Linked DNA regions of Homo sapiens: all the other regions are linked to region 3. The links are chromatin contacts, found by Hi-C or POLR2A ChIA-PET in ENCODE. All regions are on one chromosome and are shown on one strand. The core of a region is the stretch at or near the end of the contact, and the rest is flanking DNA. Distances in the headings are between cores, read along the strand shown. Region 1 overlaps DRAXIN (dorsal inhibitory axon guidance protein). Region 2 overlaps PEX14 (peroxisomal biogenesis factor 14). Region 3 holds the start of EXOSC10-AS1 (EXOSC10 antisense RNA 1).

The links. A loop is a pair of places that touch in the nucleus more often than their neighbours do. ChIA-PET counts read pairs that join two places held with the same protein, here RNA polymerase II (POLR2A). Pooled maps may share reads with other maps.
Region 1: a pooled map shows a loop between it and region 3 (6-fold over the local background). The contact joins the enhancer-like site here to the promoter of EXOSC10-AS1 in region 3. A Hi-C loop is called at or near these places in 4 of 50 pooled maps. POLR2A ChIA-PET finds 5 or more read pairs at or near these places in 2 of 52 experiments (B cell and activated CD8-positive, alpha-beta T cell).
Region 2: a pooled map shows a loop between it and region 3 (7-fold over the local background). The contact joins the enhancer-like site here to the promoter of EXOSC10-AS1 in region 3. A Hi-C loop is called at or near these places in 5 of 50 pooled maps. POLR2A ChIA-PET finds 5 or more read pairs at or near these places in 3 of 52 experiments (GM12878, activated CD4-positive, alpha-beta T cell and activated naive CD4-positive, alpha-beta T cell).

Annotation. Positions count from the first base shown.
Region 1 is chr1:11,718,137-11,720,836 of GRCh38, reverse strand. DRAXIN (dorsal inhibitory axon guidance protein) reads right to left here. Exons shown (of 7, transcript NM_198545.4): 7 at 1-1,253. The coding sequence ends at 1,141. Among named protein-coding and RNA genes, the nearest start is that of AGTRAP, 17 kb to the left of the region's middle. RefSeq lists an enhancer at 1,024-1,093. Within about 2 kb of position 1,441, at least 20 of the 41 ENCODE cell types and tissues checked have a DNase peak (open chromatin) inside an H3K27ac peak, as active enhancers do; they include B cell, where a contact is called at or near this core.
Region 2 is chr1:10,494,583-10,497,327 of GRCh38, reverse strand. PEX14 (peroxisomal biogenesis factor 14) reads right to left here. Exons shown (of 9, transcript NM_004565.3): 2 at 2,007-2,054. Among named protein-coding and RNA genes, the nearest start is that of PEX14, 21 kb to the right of the region's middle. RefSeq lists an enhancer at 1,840-1,899 and a silencer at 2,362-2,656. Within about 2 kb of position 1,332, at least 20 of the 41 ENCODE cell types and tissues checked have a DNase peak (open chromatin) inside an H3K27ac peak, as active enhancers do; they include GM12878, where a contact is called at or near this core.
Region 3 is chr1:11,098,312-11,101,232 of GRCh38, reverse strand. It overlaps EXOSC10-AS1 (EXOSC10 antisense RNA 1), which reads right to left and starts at 1,558. Exons shown (of 2, transcript NR_135062.1): 1 at 1,419-1,558. It overlaps EXOSC10 (exosome component 10), which reads left to right and starts at 1,364. Exons shown (of 25, transcript NM_001001998.3): 1 at 1,364-1,512. The coding sequence starts at 1,402. RefSeq lists enhancers at 1,075-1,635, 1,925-1,984, 1,636-2,198 and a silencer at 1,822-2,023.

The DNA.
Region 1 (2,700 bases), core at 192-2,691, 620 kb before region 3:
ACCAGGGTGTGAGCCTCTCTTGCCAAAAGCCTTAGAGAATCTGGAAGAAATTCTTGGCTGTGGAGCAGCAAGAACGTGGGCCTTGGAGCTGGACAGCCTTGGCCCAGGTTCATGTCCTTGCTCTGCCATGTACTTCCCAGGACCTCTCAGTGGGTCCCTGGGCCAGCAGCCTCGCGTTCCCTGGGAGCTTGTTAGAGCACAGAGCCCACTGAGTCAGATGTGCTTTTTTTTTTTTTTTTTTTTGAGATGGAGTTTCACTCTTGTCCCCCAGGCTGGAGTGCAGTGGCACGATCTCTGCTCACTGCAACCTCTGCCTCCCAAGTTCAAGCGATTCTGGTGCCTCAGCCTCCGAGTAGCTGGGATTACAGGTGTGCACCACCGCGCCTGGCCTAATTTTTGTATTTTTAATAGAGACGGGGTTTCCCCATGTTGGCCAGGCTGGTCTCGAACTCCTGACCTCAGGTGAGCCACCCGCCTTGGCCTCCCAAAGTGCTGGGATTACAAGCGTGAGCCGCCGCGCCCGGCCAGATGTACATTTTTAACTGGACCTCCAGGTGACTCTTAGCATGTTCAGGTTTGAGGAGCACTGACCTGGGACCCTGGGCAAGTCGAGTCAAATAACTCCAGCGTGCCTCACGGTCCTCAACCTGTCGCATGGTGATAATGCCTACTTGAAAAGGTCGTTGTGATAATTCAATGAGATAATGTATTCCAGCACTTAGCACAGTGCCTGGTACATAGGAGATGTTCCATATTCATCTCCTGATGGTGGACCTTCTTTCGGGAAGTTTAAATTTCTTTTCCACTCTCAAAAACGCCTCTTGGTTTTGAACTTGAAGCTGTTGCAGTGCTGGAGTCGGACAGTAGAGGGCACTCTCGGCATTGCCATCGCGGAGAGCAAGACACGCGGGATGGAGGCTGCGTGGGTCCGGACTTCGTGTGTGCAGGTGCTGCGGGCCGGCTCCTGGGCACCCACCCAGCTCATTCGCCGAGCGGCTCCCCTCCTGGGGTTGAGTGTCCTGGGCCTGAGTCTGCAGCCTCAGCCATCTGTTCCCCAACTTGATCTCCCACTGCTAGTTACAAACAAATCGCCCGGCTTGTGCAAACCTCCTGGGCTCAGTCCCCAGTCCCGCGGGGCCGCTAGACGTTGATGAAGGATCCCTGGTCGCCGTTGGCCGTCTCGGGCTCCACACAGCGCCCTTTCCTCCGTGTAACCCTGCGGTTCCGGTGGAATTTGGCATAGCAGCGCAGCCCTGGGCGAGTGGAGGCAAGGGGGGTCAGAGGCGCGAAGGGCCCGTGCCCTCCCCTTCCTTCCCCTGCACGCTCGGGGCCAGCCAGCTCCCTCCTGCCTTCATTATTCTGCCCTACAACCCAGCTTCCTCACGGCAGCCCCAATGAGCTTAAAAGACACGAACCCGGAAGAGGGGAGGAATGAACACGGAAGGAGAACAGAGAAGACTCAGGGCGGTCGGGGCGGTGAACATATTCTGTGTGACACGTAATGGTGGGACATGGCATGCATTTGTCAAAACCCACAGAATGCACCGCACAGTGAACTATAACTTACGTTGACTTCAGTTAGTAATAATAATACATCACTATTGGTTTGTCAAGCAACAAATGTACCAAGAGAGGCCGGGCACGGTGGCTCACGCCTATAATCCCAGCGCTTTGTAAGGCCGAGGCAGGTGGATCACTTGAGGTCAGGAGTTTGAGACCAGCCTGGCCAACATGGTGAAACCCCGTCTCTACTTAAAAAAATACAAAAACTACCCGGGCATGGTGGTGGGTGCCTGTAATCCCCGTTACTTGGGAGGCTGAGGCAGGAGAATCACATGAACCCGGGAGGTGGAGCTTGCAGTGAGCCAAGATCATGCCACTGCACTCCAGCTGGGGCGACAGAGCTAGACTCCCTCTCAGAAAACAAACAAACAAACAAACAAACAAACAAATCTACCACATGATTGCAAGATGTTATTAATAGGAGAAACTGCATGCAGGGGCAAAGCAGGTATATGAGAACCACATTCTGTGAAATTTTTCTAGAAAACTGCTCTAAAAATAAAGTCCACAGGGTACGGTGGCTCACACCCGTAATCCCAGCACTTTGAGAGGCTGAGGTGGGAGGATCGCTTGAGCCCAGTAGTTCCAGACCAGCCTAAGCAACATAGGGAGACCCTATCTCTACAAAAAATGTAAAAATTAGCCAGGCATTGTGGCATACACCTGTAGTCCCAACTATAGGAAGGAGGGGCTAACATGAGAGGATCCTTTGAGCCCAGGAGTTCCAGGCTGCAGTGCGCCTTGGTTGCACCACTGTAGTTCAGCCTGGGTAACAGAGTGAGACTCTGTCTCAAAAAAATTAAAAAATAAAATACACAGATAAATTCAATTAAAAAGTCTATAATCTTGAAAATTGGAAAGGAAAAAGGTTATTAAATTTTTTTTTAAGTGGCTCAAATTCTGCCCTTCCCTGTAAAACATCCTATGGAGAGCCATTGCTTTTTTTTTTTTTTTTTTTGAGATGGAGTTTTGCTCTTGTCACCCAGGCTGGAGTGCAGCGGCACCATCTTGGCTTATGAAACCTCTGCCTCCTGGGTTCAAGTGATTCTCCTGCCTCAGCCTCTCGAGTAGCTGGGATTACAGGCATGCGCCACCACACCCAGCTAATTTTGTATTTTTTTTTTTTTTTTTTAGCAG
Region 2 (2,745 bases), core at 83-2,582, 600 kb after region 3:
CTTTCTGTGCAAGGGGGCTGCCCATCTTGTGCCCCCGCCCTGCCACACGAGTCCTCAGCGGGCTCCTCTGCCTGACACCCTCCCAACACCACTCCCAGGAGGAAGAAGCAGTTCACACAAGACCACGCGACTCAGCTGGTGCCCCCGTTTAATCAGGCTGCTGCAAATGCTTGGCCAAAAGCAATAAGGGCATGACTGAGAGACTGTGGGAGTTTAATATAAAAAATTTAATAAACAAAAAAGTGGGGGAAGGAGAAAGGGTCTACCTTTTAATAGGGCCCTAATTACCCAACTCATAGGATCAGCCCAAATGAGATGGGAGTTTATTTCGGGGGTTTTTTTAATTATTATTTTATATATATATATAAATTGCCGCTATGTGTTTTCTTTCCTCTGAGCAATTATGCAGCAAGTACGTAAAGAGGAGAAAAAATATTAATTAAATATAAGGTAATTGTGGAGTTGGCCTGGAGAGAATGAGTCTGAACTCTGGACGATCACAGGCTACTAGGGTTTGAAGACTGCTCAGGGCCTCCCAGAAAAGAAAGAAATAAAAATACAACCAACCAACAAGCAGATGCACAGTACAGCAGGAAGAGCAGGGCACAGAAACACTAGCAGAGCAAGGGGTCTGCAGGGCTCCAAATACCAGAAATCAGTGAGCTGGCCAACTGCTCAGGGCTCCCAAAGAGCTTGTCGAATCAAGCCCCAAAAGATGGACTGGCCACTCCTCCGATGACCAGTTAAATGGGTACATCAAAATTTGAAAAGAGAGAGGAAGGAAAGGACTGCAGCGGCCTATGGTGTTCAATCTGCACTTCAGTCTAAAACAACCACAACTTCGGCCTGAGGGGCACTGAGGCAGGCCCCAGGGAAGCAGGCAGACGTCCGGAGAGACTAGCAAGGTGGGGCCTCCTGGGCTTTCCCACCACCATGACCTCAAGGAAGGAACTGGGCAATACCAAAAGAGTGAAACGAGGCCACCGTGGGAGTGCTGGGATATAAGCCCGTAACTGGTGACGTAACAGCAGGTGACATGAATGACAACACTGCTCCCCTGAAACAGTCCCAGCAGTGCTTGTATCACCTCGGCCTTTCTACAGACAGCTCAACTGGATCCAACTCGCCCTCAGCCTGGGAAAGCCTTCGTACACACTGGAATTCAGACGTGTTCATACCCGCTAAGTCCCTCACGTCATCTCCTCCCGCGACTGCCAGAAGGGGAGTGAAGCAGAACAGGTGAAACCACAGGCCCTGCTGAAACAAAGCCTTGGCAGTACAGCCCTACGCCTGCTATCGCTACGCAGGAAGAAAAAGCTCTGAAAAGTTAAACCTAGAGCTGGCTCTCCCATCAAACTTATCTGGTTTATACAGAGCCAGTCTTACTACCCAGCCAAGAGGACTTACAGCAGGCCCTGAAAAGCAAAAAAGAATGAAAATGGGGTGGGCAGCCTGGGACTCTGGCCACCAAATGAAAAGCACTTGGGAGAGAAAATTACCTGCAGTGCTTAATAGGCCTCTTCCCTATCCATAGTCTAAGAAGACAGCGTTGGGAATGACAATCACACAATTACTGACCAGGCAAAACCAGAATTCCATCGCTTACCTGTTCTTTAAAGACCACTGAGGCGCTCGCACCCTGAGGGGCAGAGCAGAGGGCGGCTACTTCAAACAATCTAGAAGCCCAGCCACCTCACTCCACCTCAGCCTCCCACGGGCGCAGGAATCTCACTAATTACTATTGATCAGCCACAAACAAAGTGGTGCAGGACCATCTGGGGTGGATGCTTTTAGTCCTAGAAAGGACCAGCCTTTACTAAGGAGAGATCTCACTCGTCCCCACACGCGAGAAGAGAAGTCAGAGGTCACTGACAGAGGCAGTCTCTAGGTAACAGCTACTTTTAAAGGGACACTACTGACGCAGAACCATAGGAACAGAAGGTTTCTTTTCACTCGCGTGGCATTTTAATTACTAGAAAGTGATACCACATATCTTGGGTACTTACCAGCGGCTCTCGAGGCAGCACATTTTCACTTCCTGGAGTAGAGCTTGGCTGCAGAGAAAAATGGAAACAAAAATAAGATCACAGTGCCACCCAATGGACATCAAAAAACCAAAGATGTTCCGTTCTCAAACGATGCACGCTGGCACCTCTTTCTCACATCTCTCACTGGTTTTTCACGACACAAGAGTATTTTGCAGTGGACTACCTGTAAAAAGTAGCCCAAAGAGTCTGAATTCACCAGGGAAGATGAAGACTGTTTCTGGGTTCACTTGTCACACCACTCCAAGAACAAGGCTTGGTTCTGCTCAGGAAGGCCCACGATCACCTACTGAGCAGCAAGGGCTGGGGACCATCCCAAAATCCACGGGAAGAGTAGAGTCCAGAGAAAAGGCCTGAAGAGAGAGCACAACACCTCCTCTTTCTGCCACCTCCCCAACGTCAGGGGACTGGGAAGAAAAGTCGCGCAGCAGTGGAGAACCAGATTCCACCACCAGGGGGCCCCAGCTGCCCACGCTCAGGATTTTCTCTGGGCATCTAGTTTCTGGAGCCCAGAAGCCAGTAAACTACACAGGTTCCTATTCATCACCTGCCACTAAGGACACCACCCCACAATAGTAAAGAAAGCCCCAGGCTTAAATCCTTCTTGGAAATAAGCTAGTGACAGGCTGGCATATAAGCAGACCAACCTCCAGGCGAGCAGGCAGCACTGTGGCCGAGGCCCTGGCTCTAGCCCGTTTCC
Region 3 (2,921 bases), core at 309-2,808:
CTGAGATTGCACCACTGCACTCCAGCCTGGGCAGCAGAGTGAGACTCTGTCTCAAAAAAAAAAAATAAACAGGGCAGGCACGGTGGCTCCGCCTGTAATCCCAGCACTCTGGGAGGTCGAGGCGGGAGGATCACAAGGTGAGGAGTTCGAGACCAGCCTGGCCAATATGGTGAAACCCCGTTTCTACTAAAAATACGAAAAAAATTAGCCGAGCGTGGTGGTGCACGCCTGTAATCCCAGCTACTCGGGAGGCTGAGGCAAGAGAATTCGTTGAACCCGGGAGGCGGGAGGTTGCAGTGAGCCAAGATTGCGTCACTGCACTCCAGCCTGGGCAACAGAGTGAGACTCCATCTCAAAAAAAATAAAAATAAAAATAGGCTGCACGCTGATGACTCGTATCTGTAATCCCAGCACTTTGGGAGAGCAAGAGTGAAACTTTGTCCCAAAAACATGGTTTTTTTTGTTTGTTTGTGACAAGGTCTCACTCTGTTGCCCAGGCTGGAATGCAGTGGTTCGATCTCGGCTCACTGTAACCTCCACCTCCCGGGCTCAAGCCTCAGCCTCCCGAGTAGCTGGGATTACAGGCATGTGCCACCACGCCCGACTAATTTTTGTGTTTTTAGTATAGACAGAGTTTCACCATGTTGGCCAGGCTGGTCTCCAACTCCCGACCTCAGGTGATCCACCCGCCTCGGCCTCCTAAAGTGCTGGGATTACAGGTGTGAGTCACGGCGCCCAGCCTCAAAAACATAACCTTAAAAAGAAATTTTTGAGACAGGGTTTCATCCTGTCACCCCGGCTGGAGTGCAGTGGAGCCTCCACCTCCTCGGCTCAAGCAACCATCCCACCTCAGCCTCCCGAGCAGCTGGGACTACAGATGCGCACCACCACTCCCGGTAATCCCGGTTTGTTTGTTTTTTAAATTTTTAAATAAACACGAGGATAAGCGGGGATCGTGGCCCTCGCCTGGGGTCCCTGCTACTTCGCAGGCTAAGGTGGGAGGATCTCTTGAGCCCAAGAGTTCGAAACCAGATTGGGCAAACCTCGTGTCAAAAATATATGTGATAGTCAGGTCCTCCAGGCCGCACCCTAGATCACAGGGTTGTTGGGATGATACAATATGAGGTAAAAGAACGTGAAATTCACACCAGAGCGCTCGAAAGTGCCACCCTAATCGCAGGCTTCCCAACCTAATCGCAGGCTTCCCAACCTAATCGCAGGTGCCCCACCCTAAACGCAGGCTTCCCAACCTAATCGCAGGCGCCCCACCCCAATCGCAGGCTCCCCACACTATAATCAGACGCCCCGCCCGCCGCTTCGACCTGGCGCATGCGTGGTGCGCACGCGTCCCGTCTCCTCGGCCGACAAGCTCTCGCGAGACGAGCCGTGCAGGCTGAAAAAATGGCGCCACCCAGTACCCGGGAGCCCAGGGTCCTGTCGGCGACCAGCGCAACCAAATCCGACGGAGAGATGGTGCTGCCAGGCTTCCCGGACGCCGACAGCTTTGTGAAGGTGAGTTCGCGGGGCCTCGGGGGTACCAGGAGTCGCCCGCGGCCGCCGGAAGCCGACTGGGCCCTCTGGGCAGCCAATGCCCGCCCGCCGTAGTGGAGCCCGAGCGAGGGTCGCGGGGCCCCTGTCCGCGCTGGGCGCAGACTCTCCTGCACCCTCCGGGGATGGGGCCTCGGAAACGGACACTGAGGGGCGTCCCGCTTGCGAGCCTAAGTCCATGGAGGCCCAAATGTGGAAAGCCGTCTCGCATCCTGGGAAAGGCTTCCTTGCCACCCAGACGTCCCTAGCCCTTGCGACGTCGCGCTCGCCACGCCCTAGCCACCCGACCAGCTCTCCGCAGGGGCTCGGCTTCTTCGCGCTCCCCACACTTGCCTGGAGTTGTCTCCTCCCGCGGCCAGTATGGCCCTTCTCTTCCTCTGTTTCTGAAGTCCAGTCCTACATAATTTTTAACCCTGAGTTAAATGTCACCTGTTAAAGCCCCATTGCACGTTTATTAGTAACTCCTGGAAGGTATACAGGGCGTTCACTTAAGATCTTTGTATAACTTAGCTTAAATATGAGCAAACGTACAACTAGGCTTAAGGTGTGCATAGCTCTTACAAAGCAATGAAACTAAAATAATTTGTAAATTAACCCTATAAATTTACAGAAATTCCACTAACGTTGTATCTTATCTAATTTGCTGTTAGCTAATGCTATTGATTCATTAACATGGCTCTCAATAGTTCCTGGACCACTAACTGTGGTCCTGGTTGTGTGGCGGTCATGCTCATAAGCTACCATGTTCCCCTCCGTGACTTAATTTCCCACCTCCTTTCTCTGCTTTTTTCTTGGGAAATGTTTATTCACAAAACTCACAATGACGTTTTAGGCCTTCACATGATCAGCCATCATTTATGTCACTTCACGGCTTTTTTTCGTTACCTCACAACAGTTAAAATAGAGAACCACTTGACACTAACTGAACAATAAACACAAATCCAGTTTTAGATAGTAGCTGTTATAAATTTGTCGTCCAAGGATCTAGGATAAGCTTGTATTGTTTTTAGATGCTCATCCAGATGAAAACACAAAAACAAATTCCTGTAGAAAGCTCTTGGATCTGAACTTGAGTCGTAATAATAACGCTTATGTGCCAAGAACTGTCCTAAGTGCTTTTATTAGCTTATTCATTCTGTCCTCACAAAAACTCTGTGGTGCAGGCCCTTTTTATTTTTCCTGTTTCTCAGAGGAGAACACTAAAGTCCAAATAAAGCAATCACTTGTCCAAGATCTCAGTTAATACGTAGCAGAGTCAAGATTCAACCCCAGGTATTTGTGAATATTAATCAGATTATATACGTATGTATTCTGTCTCTCAACTCTCCCAAGAATATAAGCTCCAAACTTGGTTTCCTGTTCAGTATTGTATT